Regions from separate parts of the Homo sapiens genome. Here region 1 is linked to region 2. Evidence: chromatin contacts called from ENCODE Hi-C data. All regions are on one chromosome and are shown on one strand. The core of a region is the stretch at or near the end of the contact, and the rest is flanking DNA. Distances in the headings are between cores, read along the strand shown. Region 1 has its middle 100 kb from the start of IGF1R. Region 2 has its middle 28 kb from the start of SYNM.

Region 1 (2,882 bases), core at 264-2,763, 530 kb before region 2:
AATTATCTCAGCATGCAATCAGCTCAGCGATCTTCTTCAAAGCAATTTGTGGCAAGGATATGCAGTTTTTAAATAGATTAAATTTTCAAGAGCTTGCCTCTGAAACCTGGTCAGAATGTATTTACAACTCACCTGGTGAGATGATGCGTATCTTAAGCTGGAATTCTCTTTCGTTAGGTCTTGCTTAATTGAATCAAGCAAAGTCATTTTGGGATCGTCCCAAAAGAAACCCTTTTATCTCAAGGCAAATGTGTTTTAACAAGGCCCTAAGGTGAATAAAAGCTAGGTTTCCACTCACCGGAGCTCTCTGCTCCTCCTTTCAAAAGCCTACCACTCTACTTCATTTGTTTTTCTTTTAAGTGAGGAAATTGCTTATGGAGTTAACTGTTGCCAGTGAAAGCAACAAGTTGCCTCTCCCCTCCTCTACTCTTAAGAAACACCTTGTTTCCCTCCCTCTCTTCCTTCCTTCTTTTAAAATAAATAAGTTATGCATAGCTGGAGCGTGCATGCAATGCTCAGGCGTGGTCCTGGTATAGCCAATAGCGTCATATTCAGCCCTGTTTAATTCCCACTGTCTTGGGTCTAGAATTTAGGCTTTTGAGAAATCTTTATTGAATTAATGAAAACTCAAAGACCACGATTCTGCATTCCCCCAAATCCTGAAGTGCAGTAGGAGCCCATGCAGGGCTTGGGACGGGCTTTTTGCCTCAGCAGCCAGGACAGCCTCTGCATCCGTGACCACCTCCCCGCCCCCCTCGCATTCCCCCCCATCCCCTGGTGATATCCTTCTAGCGCAGGCTCGTGCTCTGGAGGCGGGGTGGGGCCGGGATTCTGCAGCTGTAACCAACTCCCCCGCTGGGGGCATGGGGCTGGTCCCTGGGGCGCACAGAGAAGTTGTGACAGATAATTGACGTGATCGGGAGGGGCGTCCAGGCAGACCTCATGTGACTTCTAAAACCAACCCACAAATCTGAAGCGTGGCTTGCGTGGTCAGCCGCCTGCCTGGCACCCGGTGAACAGTTTCTCCCGGACTCTCTGCATCTAGCCCCAAAGAATCTAAGATTCTTTGTCTAGAAAAGTGCCCTGGTCTTCCCTGGCACCCTTCGCGGTGGGTTTCCTTGACTCCGCATAAACTCCCGTTCCAGCCCAAATCAGAGGCGGTCGCAGCAGCCGTTCCTCGTCTCCATCAGCATCCGCGTTGCCATTTCCCCGTCCTGAGCTGTTGCTCATATCAAATGTCACTCGGGGATGACTAAGAGCCGATGTTGATGAGGAGCCTTCAGCGTTACGGTAAAGGAGCTCGTGCAAACTTAGACCCCAGTCATCTGACGGTCACGTGGGCGGGCGTCGCGGCCCAGGCCCCCGCCTCCTCCGTCCTCCGCGATTCGGACATGACACGGTCCTCCGCGAAGGGCAGGCGTTACATAAACCCGGCGAGCTCACACCGTGCGGCGGGGAGCAGCGCGAACGCTCGACCCGGACACCTCCCTTCCAGGTCCCGTTCCGTAGGCGGGGCCGCTCCCGAGGCACAAGGAGGCCTGCGCGGCGCCCGAGGTGTCCGGATCCCAAAACAGGACCCCAGGAGTTTCTCACACTCAGGACTGGCCCCTAGTTGTCAATCCAGAAAAGGCATCCTCCGTCCTAGATCCAGCCTGTATTTCACGGAAAGCGTTTCCTCCCCCATCCCCAAAGCCGGCAGGGGTGGGGCGGAGAGGGGAGGCCCGGGGAGACTGACTCTATTATATAAACTTGTAATTGGCTCCGGTTCCTGCGGCTCGGGCGGCACTGCAGGACGTTTCCAACCAGATGGGTTGTGAGGCCCCGCGGCTTCCTCCTCTTCTTCCCTCCCCCTCCGCGCCCGTCCCCTGGCCAGCCAAGCCCCACCCTTCTGCCTTCCCAAGGCTACCAGAATTTCCCTGTCTTTCCAGTCCTCCCCTGCACAGGAGATGGCACCCAGAAAAGAAATGCATGATGATTTGAAAATGGTATTCCATTGTTAAACGAATGTATTCCCAGTCTGCTAGTCCTGGCTCCAGCTGACTCTTAGAATCAATCACCTCAGTAACTCAAATGTTCCAAGCTGGGAATCAGTCATCTCAGACCGGCATTCTCAAATGAGCTGGGCGTAGGGGGGTTGTCAAAACTCAGAGCGCTGAGCCCGACGCCCAGAATTATGTTCGATCGCTCTAGATTGGGCCCCAGAAATGTGTATTTCTTTCTTTCTTTTTAGAGGCAGGGTCTCCTTCTGTCGCCCAGGCTGGAGTCCAGTGGTGGAGTCATGGCTCACTGCAGCCTCCACCTCCTGGGCTCAAGCCATCCTCCTGCCTCGGCCTCCCTCATTATAGACATGAGCCACCACACCCAGCGAGGAAGGTGCATTTCTACAAGTTATCAAGTGATGCTGATGCTGTGGAATAGTATACACAGGAGCAGGGTGGTGGTTTATATAATTCTCCTTCCATTAAAAAGGTTTGCAAAACAAATTAATAGTGTGAACAGAATGTCAGGAAGACCAGCCTCCTCTCAGGGATTCTCTGGCAGTTTAGAAGTGAGAGGTGACAGCGTGCTGGCAGCCCTCACAGCCCTTGCTCGCTCTCGGCGCCTCCTCGGCCTTGGTGCCCACTCTGGCCACGCTTGAGGAGCCCTTCAGCCCGCCGCTGCACTGTGGGAGCCCCTTTCTGGGCTGGCCAAGGTCAGAGCCGGCTCCCTCAGCTTGCGGGGAGGTTTGGAGGGGGAGGCGCAGGCGGGAACCGGGGCTGCGGGAGGTGCTTGCGGGCCAGCGCGAGTTCTGGGTGGGCGTGGGCTTGGCGGGCCCGCACTCAGAGCGGCCAGCCGGCCCCACCGGCCCCAGGCAGTGAGGGGCTTAGCACATGGGCCAGCAG
Region 2 (2,979 bases), core at 376-2,875:
TGCAAAATACAACCTCTTCTTGGATAACTGCAAAGCACATTGACATATTAAAGGCTCTGAGAATGTCTGCAGAAAAGATATCTGTTTATTTTACCTAGGATTTTCCACACTTATTTGGCATTGGAGCCCTTTTCTACCAAATTGCCTTTATTAACATCCCAAGGAACTTGAATTCTGTGGAACATACTTTGACAAAGTTATTGGATTTCCATCCAATCCACTGAAGGCCTTAATAGAGAAAAAAAAGGGCTGAGTAAGCAAAAATTCACTCTCTGGTCTTTGAGCTGGGTCATCAGCTTCACTCTCTGGTCTTTGAGCTGGGTCATCAGCTTCACTCTCTGGTCTTTGAGCTGGGTCATCAGCTTCACTCTCTGGTCTTTGAGCTGGGTCATCAGCTTCACTCTCTGGTCTTTGAGCTGGGTCATCAGCTTCACTCTCTGGTCTTTGAGCTGGGTCATCAGTCCTTTGCCTTTGGAATTGGACTTGAACTGGAACTTACATTATTGCCTCTCCTGGTCTCAGGTCTTTGGCCTCAAGACTGGAACAATACCATCAGCTTTCTTGTGTGTCCAGCTTGCCAACAGCAGATCTGGGGACTTCTCAGCCTCCATTATCATGTGAGTTGCTTCTTCATCATATATGATATATCCTGTTGCTTCTGGTTCTCGGAGAACCCTAACTGATACAAATTTTGGCTGAGATTTTTGATGGGATGGTCCGCAGGGCCTCATGGCTCACAGGCTGCTTTATAGATGAATAGCTACAAAGGAAATCTCGAATCCTTCACATTAATTACCTGCCCTGGGATACAGACACTATCTGTCTCCTCATGGAGTCAGAGTTCTTGGTTCTCAGAAACATATAATTTGTATATTCATTAAAAACACTATTTATACATTCTGATGGGAAAAAGTCCAAATAATAGAAACACTGACAGTAATTACACTTAGTTTTGGAGCTAATTTTATTGAAAAATTGTCCTTAAATTGTTTCTTGACTTTGCCCTTAATCATGACGTGTTAAACACTCACAGGAAATCAGCATATGGCTCTTTAATGAACCAGCAGTGCATGACCAAGAAGTGTGGAGGTTGGTGTTTATTTTGAGATCAAAGGGAGAAAAATGAAGCCCAGAGGTATTTGTTTTCAGAAAAAAAAATCACACTCTTGTGTGTGAGGGTGACGGGAATCTTCTTAATTTAAGTTTTCTCCTGACTGTCCTATTTACTCCCACCACTAATCTGAATCTATAAATAGGGTTTAAATATTGCCCCTCTGGCTGTTTACTACACAGTCAATTATTTACTTTTAATTAAGAGATTTCCAAAGAGCATCCTTCCATTTCACCCTTGCAGCCAAACAACAGAGGGTGTGGCCTTTCCACAAAGAATGACTTTCTGTAACTCACATCCAAGAAAAGACACTGAAACAGGAAGAGACTAAGGAGCAGCTCCTCTCTGACTTGAAGGAAAGTCAGGCTTAATGATGATAATTTTTTCCCCCAGAACTTAAAAAAAAGCTGTATGCTCACTACGTGATGCAGGATGAGGCCCGAATCTGGCACAATTCCTGGTCCCAGGTCTGTTCCGTTCGATCCTTGGTTGCTTCCTGCTTGCCTCCGTCCTTCACCTCCCCAAGAGTTCGGCAAAACCCTGGTTGTCGAAATGCTGTAGTGTGGATAACACGCCATCTAGTGGTTAACAGGACAATTGCAAAAATAGCTTCACAGGTCATATGTCAAACTATTCCAAAATTGGGCTTCAGACCTCAGTTATCTATGCCACTGGTCCTCAGGGTTTGCTTCACATGAAAATCACCTGAGGAGCCTTTAAAAATCTGATGTCCAGGCCGTACCCCATCACAATTAAATCAGAATCTCTGGATGTAGGGCCCAGACATCAGCGTTTTTAAAAATCCCCAGGTGATTCCAAAGGGCAGCCAAGCTTGAGAACTGGTGACCTTTGCAACCAAAACAATGGATTAAAAGGTAGAAACACTTTATGCAGTGATTATAAATCACATGTATCATAAAAAACATTTCCTGTATAAAGCATATATAGAGGTTGCTTTTTTCCTTCTTCTTCATACTTGGATTTTATTGATTTTGTTTAGACAGGGTCTCACTCTGTCCCCCAGGCTGGAGTGCAGTGGTGAGATCTCGGCTCACTGCAACCTCTGCTTCCTGGGTCCAAGCGATTCTTGTGCCTCAGCCTCCCGAGTAACTGGGACTACAGGCGTGTGCCACCACGCTCGGCTAATTTTTGTATTTTTAGTACAGATGGGGTTTTGCCATGTTGGCCAGGCTGTCTTGAACTCCTGACCTCAAGTGATCCACCTACCTCAGCCTCCCAAAGTATTGGGATTACAGGCATGAGCCACCATGCCTGGCTTACAGTAGTACTTTAACATTGCTTTTTCAACTTAATATGTTATGGATATCTCATATAGTCAATACGCTAGATCTAACTCATTTTCTTTTTAAAAAACTTTTATTTTAGGTTCAGGGGTATATGCGCAGGTTTGTTATATAGGTAAACTCATGTTATGGAGGTTTGACGTACAGACTATTTTGTCACCCCAGTATGAAGCGTAGTTCCCAATAGTTATTTTTTTCTGATCTTCTTCCTCCTTCCTCCCTCCACCCTTAGGTGGTCCTCAGTGTCTGTTCTCTTTTTTGTGTCCATGTCTTCTCATCGTTGGACTCCCACTTATAAGTGAGAACATGCAGTATTTGGTTTTCTATTCCTGTGTTAGTTTGCTAAGGATAATGGCCTCCAGCTCCATCCATGTTTCTGCAAATGGCATGATCTTGTTCTTTTTTATGGCTGTATGGTATTTCATGGTGTATATGTACCATATCTTCTTTATAAAGTCTACTATTGATGGGCATTTAGGTTGATTCCATGTTTTTGCTATTGTGAATAGTGCTTCAGTGAACATAATGTGCATGTATCTTTATAATAGAATGATTTATATTCCT

The links. A loop is a pair of places that touch in the nucleus more often than their neighbours do. Pooled maps may share reads with other maps.
Region 1: a loop to region 2 is called in a pooled map, with 5 times the contacts of the local background. The contact joins two enhancer-like sites. A Hi-C loop is called at or near these places in 1 of 168 maps with a recorded cell type or tissue (left colon) and 6 of 50 pooled maps.

What each region holds. Positions count from the first base shown.
Region 1 is chr15:98,547,023-98,549,904 of GRCh38, forward strand. No RefSeq gene overlaps it. Among named protein-coding and RNA genes, the nearest start is that of IGF1R, 100 kb to the right of the region's middle. Within about 2 kb of position 1,514, at least 28 of the 41 ENCODE cell types and tissues checked have a DNase peak (open chromatin) inside an H3K27ac peak, as active enhancers do.
Region 2 is chr15:99,075,211-99,078,189 of GRCh38, forward strand. No RefSeq gene overlaps it. Among named protein-coding and RNA genes, the nearest start is that of SYNM, 28 kb to the right of the region's middle. Within about 2 kb of position 1,626, at least 12 of the 41 ENCODE cell types and tissues checked have a DNase peak (open chromatin) inside an H3K27ac peak, as active enhancers do.